2 separate regions of the Mus musculus genome follow, and region 2 is linked to region 1. A link is a loop called in an ENCODE intact Hi-C map of the cell type or tissue named here. Cell type or tissue: left cerebral cortex. All regions are shown on one strand. Each heading gives the region's core, and the rest is flanking DNA. Links, peaks and the distances in the headings are about the cores only. Region 1 has its middle 22 kb from the start of Mptx2. Region 2 has its middle 36 kb from the start of Olfr419.

What was found. A loop is a pair of places that touch in the nucleus more often than their neighbours do. Peaks named below come from ENCODE experiments on the same cell type or tissue, not always from the same donor. Only the 100,000 strongest peaks of a DNase experiment are listed, where the experiment ranks them.
Region 2: it touches region 1 in a loop (8-fold over the local background); 5 of 42 quality-filtered maps call a loop at or near these places.

What each region holds. Positions count from the first base shown.
Region 1 is chr1:173,297,337-173,302,728 of GRCm38, forward strand. No RefSeq gene overlaps it. Among named protein-coding and RNA genes, the nearest start is that of Mptx2, 22 kb to the left of the region's middle. In left cerebral cortex, for the core only: no CTCF peak of the experiment used is centred there; a DNase peak (open chromatin) is centred at 2,174.
Region 2 is chr1:174,284,155-174,289,546 of GRCm38, forward strand. No RefSeq gene overlaps it. Among named protein-coding and RNA genes, the nearest start is that of Olfr419, 36 kb to the left of the region's middle. In left cerebral cortex, for the core only: a CTCF peak has its summit at 2,921 (motif pointing left); no DNase peak of the experiment used is centred there.

The DNA of each region.
Region 1 (5,392 bases), core at 109-5,108:
GCAATTCATTTTAAATTCTCAACCCACAAACATTCAGAACACTGCCTCTCGATGTTGACCAGCCTCTTAGGAATGGGCCCTTCATTTTCTTTTTTCTACAGGACACCATTTTTGCTTGGTTTCATTTTGCTTTCTGTAGGTGGACTGTTAGCTCTCAGTCATTAGTGGGTCCTTTTAACAGGACTTATGCCTTACTACTTGCATTTAATGCCCCCATTTCCATCACTGTTCATAAAGTCTCCTTTCTTATCCCTAAAAAGTGGCCTTATTACTCTTGGTATGATGTTTGTCCTCTCCTTTTTCATTCCCAGGTTTTTATCCTAATTAAGCTTAAGTAGAAATACCTGTTTCCACCAATCTCTCTATCAATGCACTACACTTTGAGGACCATTTCTCTCCTATAACCTACCCAATTCTCTGTTTCCTTCTCGCCAGCAGAAGTGGGGGTGGGGATGACAATGTGAGTAAGCATTGGAGAATACCCAAAATGAAGTTGATAAAAGCCAGAAGGCACAATGCTGGTATTTTCCCCCACTGTAAGAGCAAACTTACAGGAATTGCTGATTAAACAACCATGTCCCATTCAGCTTCATAGTTAAGATAAAGTGGCTCCCATTGTTTGAGAGAGCTGGTTTCATATTATTGGGAATTTTCTTTTGTTTGTTTATATTGATAAGAAGAGGCAGTGTTACATACTGGTAGTAAAAGATTACAAGCTTTGCAAATGGGGATCTTAACTTTGATAGCATTAGAAAAGAGCTTTTTTATTAAATTCTTCTAATATTGCACGTTTTTAATATTTTGTTTTTGTTCTTGTTTTTTTGTTTGTTTGTTTGTTTGGTTGGTTGGTTTTTCGAGACAGGGTTTCTCCTGGTTGTCCTGGAACTCACTTTGTAGACCAGGTTGGCCTCGAACTCATAAATCTGCCTGTTTCTGCCTCCCAAGTGCTGGGATTAAAGGCGTGTGCCACCACCACCCGGCAAGTTTTTTTTTTTCCAAAACAGAACTTCTCTCTCCCCCTCCCCTCCCTCTCCCCCTCCCCCTCCCCCTCTCACTCCCCTCTCCCATCCTCTCACTTTCTCCCCTCTCCTCTGGTCCACCCCTCCTCTCTTGCTTTTTCAAGATAGGGTTGCTCTGTGTATCCCTGGCTGTCCTGGAATTCACTCTATACATCCAGGATGGTCTTGAACTCAGAGATCTATCTACCTGTGACTCCTGAGTGCTTTGCCTCCTGAGTGCTGTGATTAAAGGTATGAATTGTGTTTCTCATACAACTCCTGATCTAAGAAAAAATTTCTAAACAAATGTTACCAAACTTAATTGGAGTTGTCCTAAGCAAAAGCAATGAAAATTGGCATCTATTCAGTTGATCTTTGAAAATATCATATCTTAGAGCATTGGAGTATAAGGAAAATTTAGGTGTCTTCACCAGGCAAAACCCCTGGGCAGTTACTTCGAATAATTACTTTAGAAGCCTGAATGGTGCTTTGCTCAAAGTTTGTGTCCGATATCCAGAACCTCAAAATGTATCCTTTAGACTTGGAATCTACAGATATAATTTAGAGAAAGATCTAACAAGGAGATTTATACTACATTTAGGTGGGGACTAAACCTTACCTCACAATGTAGGACTTCTTACAAGACAGAAAAGAGTAAATACACTCAGAAAGAAAAGTGTGTGAAGCTAAGGATAGAGCTCAATGTATTCTCCATATAGACGGCATGTGCCATCCAGGACTTTCCGTGGAAGTAGGACCATCCATGCATACAGATTTCAGCTTCTCACCCATGGAGCCATGAGAGAAAACATTTCAAGCCATCAAACTGTGGTAACTTGTTATGATCAATTTAGAAAATGAGTCAATTTTCTTTATAGAATACTCTAGCAATAATTTTATACTTGAAGGAATCAAGTAAAACTGACTAAAGGGTCGAGAACTTCATTGATGATTTGGGGCTAGCTAGGGGTGGGTCCAGACATACTGGCTCTTTGGGAGTTTCTCCTTGGTTTACAAGGCATATATGACAAGTTTAGATGAGACAATCTAATTGTGTCCCCAAGCTTTCCATACTATTTTCAGAACAAGTACAAGACATCAGACCATGTAAAATGTTCTGTGCACAGACTTCTGAGAAAGTCAGGGCCACAAGTTACTATCTATATGTTTTTTGAACAAGTTAATTTTTCCTAGCGAATCTGGCCCAGTGTATGCTTCTGTGTTTCAACACTTCTCCAAATTCAGCTGGCTAGATTCCTCCTGATCTGAATAGCAAACAAAAATGTCAAGCCTTGAATCCTAGTGATCACCAGAAAGTCCCTAGGGATAGCCACATCATAAAGTAATCTCATTCTTTTCTGCCTCATTTGACTTTTAATTGAACAGTTATATGATTGTGTTTTGCCTTCTCTGATACCCTACAAACAACATTTCTGTTATAAATGTTTTAATGGATGCCAATAGAATTTGTAACGGGCATGTTACTAGCCTAAGTCCACCTTCAAATGACACTATCCCATTTCACAGCCAGTGTTGTGACTGACAACTTAAATATTGATAATTTCTCTTTTCCATCTCCAGATATTGCTGTCACTTTTGCAGTAGAGTACTAAAGTCACATAATATGTGTACTACTATTATGTTAAGTTTACCTTTTAGATCGTTCAAAAATAAGGAAAATACTTTATTTGAATCTCAACTGATAACTCATAATTTCCATTATACCTGAAGAAATGTTTTTAAAATTACTTTCAAGGACAATCTGTTGTTCAGTGTGTGTGTGTGTGTGTGTGTGTGTGATATGTATCATTTATGCACATACATGCAAGTTATAAGCCCTTCTGTACTTCTGAGTCTGCACAGAGGTTGGAGCAGGATATCTTTTGTCTTATTCTCTTTCTCCACCTTATCTCCTTGTGACAAAGACTCTCACTGAACCTGGAGCTGAAAGGGGTTTTCACATACAGGCTGGGCTGACAGCTCAGATCTCCCTGTCTCTGTGGTCACAGGCATGATGCTAACCTGCCCAGCTTTTACCTGGGTGTTAGAACCAACCCCAGGTCCTCATGCTTGTCCTGCTTGCAGAGCAAGCACTCTTACTGAGCCATCTCGCAGCCCTGTGCACATTTGTTTTAAGAAATGTTTACCTCTCATCTTTAAAGTGTTAGGGTGTTGTTGTTGTTGTTGTTGTTTGGGGGGAATTGTTGTTGTTTTTGTTTTGCTATATGTAGGTAACTTTCTTCTTTCAGAACTTAAGTATTTTTGTCTGACTCTCTTCCTTATATGGTTCCTGATAAGGTCTGTTTTAATATCATCTTCCTATATGGGCAAGGTGTTTTCCCTTGCTTTCACTCAAGATTTCTCCTTGTCTTTGAGGTCTTTCAGGTTGAATTACATTCTTGCCTAAACGCTTTGGAAGTTGCCGTGCTTGGTGTTCTCTGAGGTTAATGAATTATGTAGTTTGCAATGAACCTTGGGAAATTCCATTTTATTTCTTCAAATTTCCATTTTGATTTTTCTTCTCCTTCTGGTCTTCCAATTATACATATGTTACACCTTTTGAAATTGGCCCACAGTTCTCAAATGCTCATCTTTCTTTCTTTCTCTTTTTGCTTTTGGTTTTTTTTTTCTCTTTTTGCATTTCTATGTGGGTTGTTAGTCTATTTCATGATTCATGCTAACTGCTGCTTTTTCTAGTCACATACAGCCTATTCAATGAGACCAATAAGCATTCAGTTTTCCACCTCTACTACCTATCCTAAAACCAGTAACCTGGAAACTATAATATATACACAGAGGACCTGATGCAGACTTGTGCAGCCTGGTGAATGCCGCCCCAATCTCTGTGAATACTGCTCTAGTCTCTGAGTTCATATGAAATTTGCATATGCTGATTTAGAGGGCTTTCTTTCCTTGGTTTCCTCCATTTCCCCTGGCTCTAACACTCTTTCCACCTCCTCTCCTGTAGGGTTCTGTTCAGGAGAATTTAGTGGTCTGGGTATTTTATGCTTCCATGTAAATTGTAAGGTCTTTGTCTTTTCTATTTCTCTGAAGAATTTCATGGGATCTCACTGAATCTATAAATTACTTTTGATAGAATGGTCATTTTCACAATATTAAGTTTACCACTGCTTGAACATTGGGGGTTTTTCCATATTGTATCATCTTCCTTGACTTCTTTCATTGGAGATTTAAAGCTTTCTCTGTACAGGTCTTTTATCTACTTGGTTATATGTATTTTTAAATGTTTTATCTAGTTTAATTTTTAAGTCATAAGGGAATGGGATTGTTTCCATGATTTCTTTCTTATTGTGTTTGATATTAGTATATAGACAGGCTGGAGTTAGGAATGAAAGGATTCTAGAGATATGGATAGTAGAACCCAGGTGTTATAAATGGGGTAAAGGGAAATGGGTAGGAGATTTGCCTGGGGAGAAGGGTGGGAGGGTAAAATGGAGAAAGAGGAGATGAGGACTAAATAGCACTATGAAAGTTTGAAAGGCCATAGGAAACCTATTATTTTCTAACCTTTCTTAAATATACTTAGTATACATACTTTTCTTTTTAATACAATATTTATCCTTTTGAGAATTTCATACAAGGTATTTTGAGCATATTCACCTCCACCTAACTCTTCCCAAATACATTTACTTTACCACCACATTCAACATTCTCTTACAAAGACATTTATTTATATATTTAGTATTTTATGTGTACCCTCATGATTTTATGTGTACTACATGTGTTCAAGTACACACAGACATCAGAGGGCATCCTGTCCCCTAGAAAAGTAGTTACAGGCAATTTTACACTTTCTGATGTCTGCTGGGATATGAACTTGAGTCCTCTATAAGACTAGCAGCATTTTGTATTATTTAAATAAATAAGTAGAGGAAATACTACATCCCATGGCTCTATAGCCAGCATCTAAGGAACTTGATCAACACAAATACAGGTACTGTATGTTTTCATTTACATGTAGAATAGAATAGAAACAAAAAAAGAATAAAAACAGAGAGCAGAGCAGTGGTTATCAGAGGCCAGGTAATGGAGCCATGGTAAAATGTTGGTCAGAAAAGAGTAATACTTCAGTTAGAAAGAAGAAACCGTTGAAAATATTTGAGAGGGTAGAAATTTCAATGAGCTCATTTAATTCATTTTAGACATATGTATCATATCATCATTTTCTATCCTATAAGTATACACAATTGTACCATACCAACATCTAATAAAATGCAACTGAGCAATGGATACTCCCTATATGATCAGAATTTACCAAGGATTTGAGGTCAAATACACAAAAATGAAACAGCTCCATAGCAAAGACTTTATAAAAAGAGGCACCACTTAAGAGGTAATTATAGAACCACATAGAAATATTTAGTCCAATCTAA
Region 2 (5,392 bases), core at 221-5,220, 990 kb after region 1:
AGTTACGGAATAGTTTTTAGAGTAGTAAGAGCACCCTTCTAACTATGGTGCATGTGGAGGGGGGAGGGGGGAGGGATTCCAGAGATAATTAAAACCAGAGGGCTCTGACATAATGGTTTCTTTGGTCCATTGATGGATGCAGAATATGATGGTATTCATAGGAGTTAATAAAAATAAAGTAAGAAGTGGAGCCTGTAAAGGAAGTAGGTCACTGGGCATGTGTCGCTGAGTGACGCAGACTATCCCCTTTTTGGGTCTCCTATCTGTGTGGAACGGGTCTCTTGTTGCAGGTGGACAAGAAGTCTGAGAATGACAAACAGAAGTGACACACGAGATTGTGTAGAATCTGAATGCAATTTGTCAAATAGAGCATCAGACTTTTTATACAGAAGAAAATAGGGAAGTTGAGTGACACACCAGCAAGGTACAAAGAGGTTACTGGATTCTTACACAAAACAGAGGAATGCAAACATGGAAGGACTTGCAAGAACCAACTGGGATAAAAATTCATTGTTAACAATTGGGATAAAAAACAGCTCCACCTAAGGTCAACTTAATCTTAGAAGCCAGGGGCAAGGGCTTCCTGCCCTTGCCATAGTTCCTATTCTAGTCTATTGTATAGTCCACCTTCCCCCTAGGCCATTGTAAATAATTGTGTATGGGTGTAACTCAGCCATCTATAGTTCTAAGTATCTACTCTGGTTCCTTCTTAGGTCACAAATTTCCTTCTTCCTAGATGATGGTAAATTCCTGCGTAGGGCAGTGACTTAGCTATCCATGCCCAGGGTTGGATCAAGGACTGCCTAGAATCTAATTTAGCTATATGTCAAAAAAAAAATCAATCCTTAGGAGCACCTATAATAAAGCAATATTAAGGGAAAGCACACAGATCTGTTTACCAACTAAAGCAAGGACATTGGAACATTTGTTATACAGGATGCCACCGTTCCAGGAGACTAAGTTTCCGTGAACTTTTTGCCTCGGGACCAAGCCCAGGCCTGTCAGGCGGGTCACTACCAGAGTGGATGTAGTAGCTGAGGTCTATGCATTAACTCAGCACCTTAGCATATGCCTTCCTGTCTTCTATAGTTTGAACTCCTCAGGTCCACCACACTCTCCTTACTATGATGGACTCAACCTTCAAAGACCAAGAACAAACAAATCTTTCCTTAATTTAAGCTATATTTTTGTTAGATCTTTGTTCACAGTGACCAGAAAAGAAGGAATATACCTAAACAACACAGATGCATCTGTTATAATAAGCTTAACTTCTTGTATCATTATCGCCCAAACATAGAAAATAACTGCTAGAGTTAGGGACATGCTTTAAATTGTGCAAAGTAACCTTCCCATAAGTCCACTCTTTAGAAGGATCTGCACAACACAAACAGTTAAAACTGAATGTGTAAAGGACATAAAATATGCCTTTGCCATTGGGATCCAGCATCTAGTACTGCTGGCCTAAGGAGGCAAAACCCTAACATGTGTTCTAATAACACCTTTCACTCCTCCAGAGACAGGCTTCTTTATATGTCCTGCTCTGTTCACAAAATAAAGGGTGATTGTATACAAATATAATCGAATTGGTGGGTTATGGTTCTGTGAGATGGATATTCCCCAGCATGAAGAGAATTTTGAATAGCAGAAGCTCTGAAGAGCAAAAAACTAATTAATTAACTTGTCAAATTTGTCTTCACAGATAATGTGACTACACTCAATTCCTTTATAGAAGATTATCATTTCTTAGTATTGTCAACTGCCCATTTCCTTGCCTCCCCTAGCATTCCAATTAGAGATTCCACAGAGACTCACTGACTCACACAGGTTGCACTTGGCAGATGAGAATGCTTTGCAATCATAATCAACTCATATTAATGTTAAGTAAAATTATTTGTAGCCAATATAAAATGCATATCATTTTAAGTGGCAACATTATTTCTTTACAAACACATACACATTGAATATTCTAGTTATGAGTAATTTAATACTATTTTTTATTTTAAAATTTACTTATCATTATATATGTATGTATGTTTTATCTGCACATACTTCTATGAACCACATGCATGCACATCTGTGTATTACATTAGTGCCTGGTCCTCAAGGCCAGAAGAGGACATCAGATCCTCTGGAACTGGAATTACAGACAGTCGTGAACCTACACCGAAGTGCCCCGGGTTGAATCTGGGAGCTTCAGAAGAGCAACAGTGCTCTTGATGTCGAACCAGTGCTCCAGTCTCCCAATACAATGTTTTTGACTTTGTATGTGTGTAGACATGATTATAACACAGAAATTTGAGAGAGGTCTGAGGACAGCTCTCAGTAGTGAGTTCTGTCCTTCCTTGTAGGTTCTGAATATTAAATACTCAGGTTCTCAGGCGTGGTGGTAGGTGCCTTAACCTATAGAGCCGACTCATTTGTCCAAGTAATTGAACTTTAAAAATAATTGAAGTGATATTAGTAACGCTTTAAAATAGTAAAAATAAAATTTTAGCTTAACATAATTTTGACTTAACTGTGACATTTATTAAAGGTGGCCTTTGTTTGTTCTGTAATTGAAATATAAATAGTTAAGTATTTTGGAGTAAAAATAGCCATTTTAAGCATACAAAAGAAAATCTGCTGACCAAATATTTTATATTTATTTTAATTTGTATTTTAATACGCTGCTTTCATATTTTAATACATTGAAAGAAAATGTTTCTAAAAACTACATAAGTAATGAAGATGAATTCATAATTGTCATTAGTAAAGATAAGAAATTTGAGAAATAAAAAACTGGAGAGGTAACTCAGTCCTGAGAGTGTTTTCTGTTCTTTCAGTGGTCCTGAGTTCAATTCTGAGCACCAATATGGCAGCTCACAGCCGTCTGTAACTCCAGTTCCAGAGCTTTTGTTGCCCTCTTGTGGCCTCTATTGCCACTACTTCATGTGGTGTACAGATATACGTACAATAAAATGTAAAATAAAATAAAATAATAAAAATAAAATTTAAAAAAAATTTAAAGAGAAATTTGAGTTCACCTTTAAAAAACAACAAAAAGAGAGTATACATTTTATTTAAAACTATAAACAATACAAATACGCATGCTTCGAACCCACAAGACCTGTGAAAAATTGTGATAGAGGAATTATGTACATTTAATTTTAAAGGCTCAGTTTTTTTTGTAAAAATAATACATAGAAACAAGAAAAATATTCTTACTAAAACTATACCTTAATCAGATTCAAGTACATCTCTGTAACTTCCTATGCTTTGCTAAAATAAGAATTTAGTTGCTAATCAAAACAGTGAGAATGTAATAGGGAATTATTTAACTCAAATTTTCAATGTGAAAATACCATATTCATTTTTTTATGTTTCAAAAAGTCACGTTAGCAGAGTCAGAAAGTTTTCTGACTAAGGAAAACTAAATCTCTCAAGTGTTGTTGAATGAATACATTAAACATAGCTATCATATCTTTTCTGACATTATACAATTATTTTTAGCAAAATGGGATTTCACTTCAAACAATGTACCAGTGTAGGACTTTTAGTCCCAAATTCAGCAGATCCACAATATAAATGAAGTTGTCAGTGGAATTTATATCTCCGATTGTACTAGTGCCTATGACAGCCTATGGAGCAATTCAAAGTTATGTACATTTTTGAGGCCTACCATAGACAGAATAATTTGATGAAAGGCATATCAAATTCAGCCATAAAACCTCCACCAGACTCATGATGGAAATGCTAAGCACATCTTACTCCTAACAACAAAACAGATAGCTACTGTCATGTGCAAAAACAACACTAACAATGGTAGTAATAAAAATAAAAATAATTATATCTTAATTAAATTCAGCCTAAAAAAAAGAGAAGTTAGCTCATTAAATAAGTGGTGAGCCATGATGGTTAAATAATAGACTGATGAATCATTTATAGATTAATGTATCATCTATGCTGTCTCCATCATCTAATAAGAAATGGTGCTTACTGTCACTCATGTTAGCCAAAGTTTAGAAATGCTACAAGCTTACATCAATGTTCTTTAACAGGATAAAAAAAAATGTTTAATGTTTTAGAAAAAAATAATGTTCCTCTTAAATAAAAAGAAATTGTATGTGAAGCTTGCCATAAGTGGTATAACATTAATAAAAGAAATTGTACCTTAATGAGAATTGGTCCTCTTGTAAATCTCCCGCTCCACCTGTAGTCCCCACTTCGGGAGGTGCCACTCATAGGGACACACGACTAAGCGAGTTAGAGTTTGAGATTAAGCTTCAGAGGCTGACTAATGAGCTTCGGAAACTAAAAAAGATGTCAAAAGCGGAGAAGAGTAACTCTTCTGTAGTTCACCAGGTGCCGCTAGAAAAGGTTGTGAGTCAGGCTCGTGGGAAAGGACAGAATATGTCTAATACGCTAGCCTTTCCGGTGGTCGAGGTAGTTGATCAGCAAGATACTAGGGGCAGACATTACCAGACCTTAGATTTCAAGTTGATAAAAGAGTTAAAGGCGGCTGTTGTGCAATATGGCCCTTCAGCCCCATTCACTCAAGCATTACTGGACACAGTTGTGGAGTCACACTTAACCCCTTTAGATTGGAAGACTCTTTCTAAGGCTACCCTGTCAGGAGGAGATTTTTTGCTTTGGGATTCTAAATGGCGAGACGCCAGTAAGAAAACTGCTGCTTCTAACGCTCAGGCTGGTAATTCAGACTGGGATAGCAACATGCTTTTAGGAGAGGGCCCTTATGAGGGACAGACAAATCAGGTTGATTTTCCCGTTACAGTGTACGCGCAAATTGCGACGGCCGCATGCCGTGCTTGGGGAAGGTTGCCAGTCAAAGGAGAGATTGGTGGAAGTTTAGCTAGCATTCGGCAGAGTTCTGATGAACCATATCAGGATTTTGTGGACAGGCTATTGATTTCAACTAGTAGAATCCTTGGAAATCCGGACACGGGAAGTCCTTTCGTTATGCAATTGGCTTATGAGAATGCTAATACAATTTGCCGAGCTGCGATTCAACCACATAAGGGAACGACAGATTTGGCGGGATATGTCCGCCTTTGCGCAGACATCGGGCCTTCCTGCGAGACCTTGCAGGAAACCCACGCGCAGGCAATGTTCTCAAGGAAACGAGAGAAAAATGTATGCTTTAAGTGTGAAAGTTTAGACCATTTTAGAATTGATTGTCCTCAGAACAAGGGTGCCGAGGTTAGACAAACAGGCCGTGGCCCAGGAATATGTCCCCGGTGTGAAAAGGGCCGCCACTGGACAAAAGATTGTAAGCATAAAACGAGGGTTTTGAGCCGCCCAGTGCCGGGAAACGAAGAAAGGGGTCAGCCCCAGGCCCCGAGTTACTCAAAGAAGACAGCTTATGGGGCTATAAATCTGCTGCCCAGCCAACAAG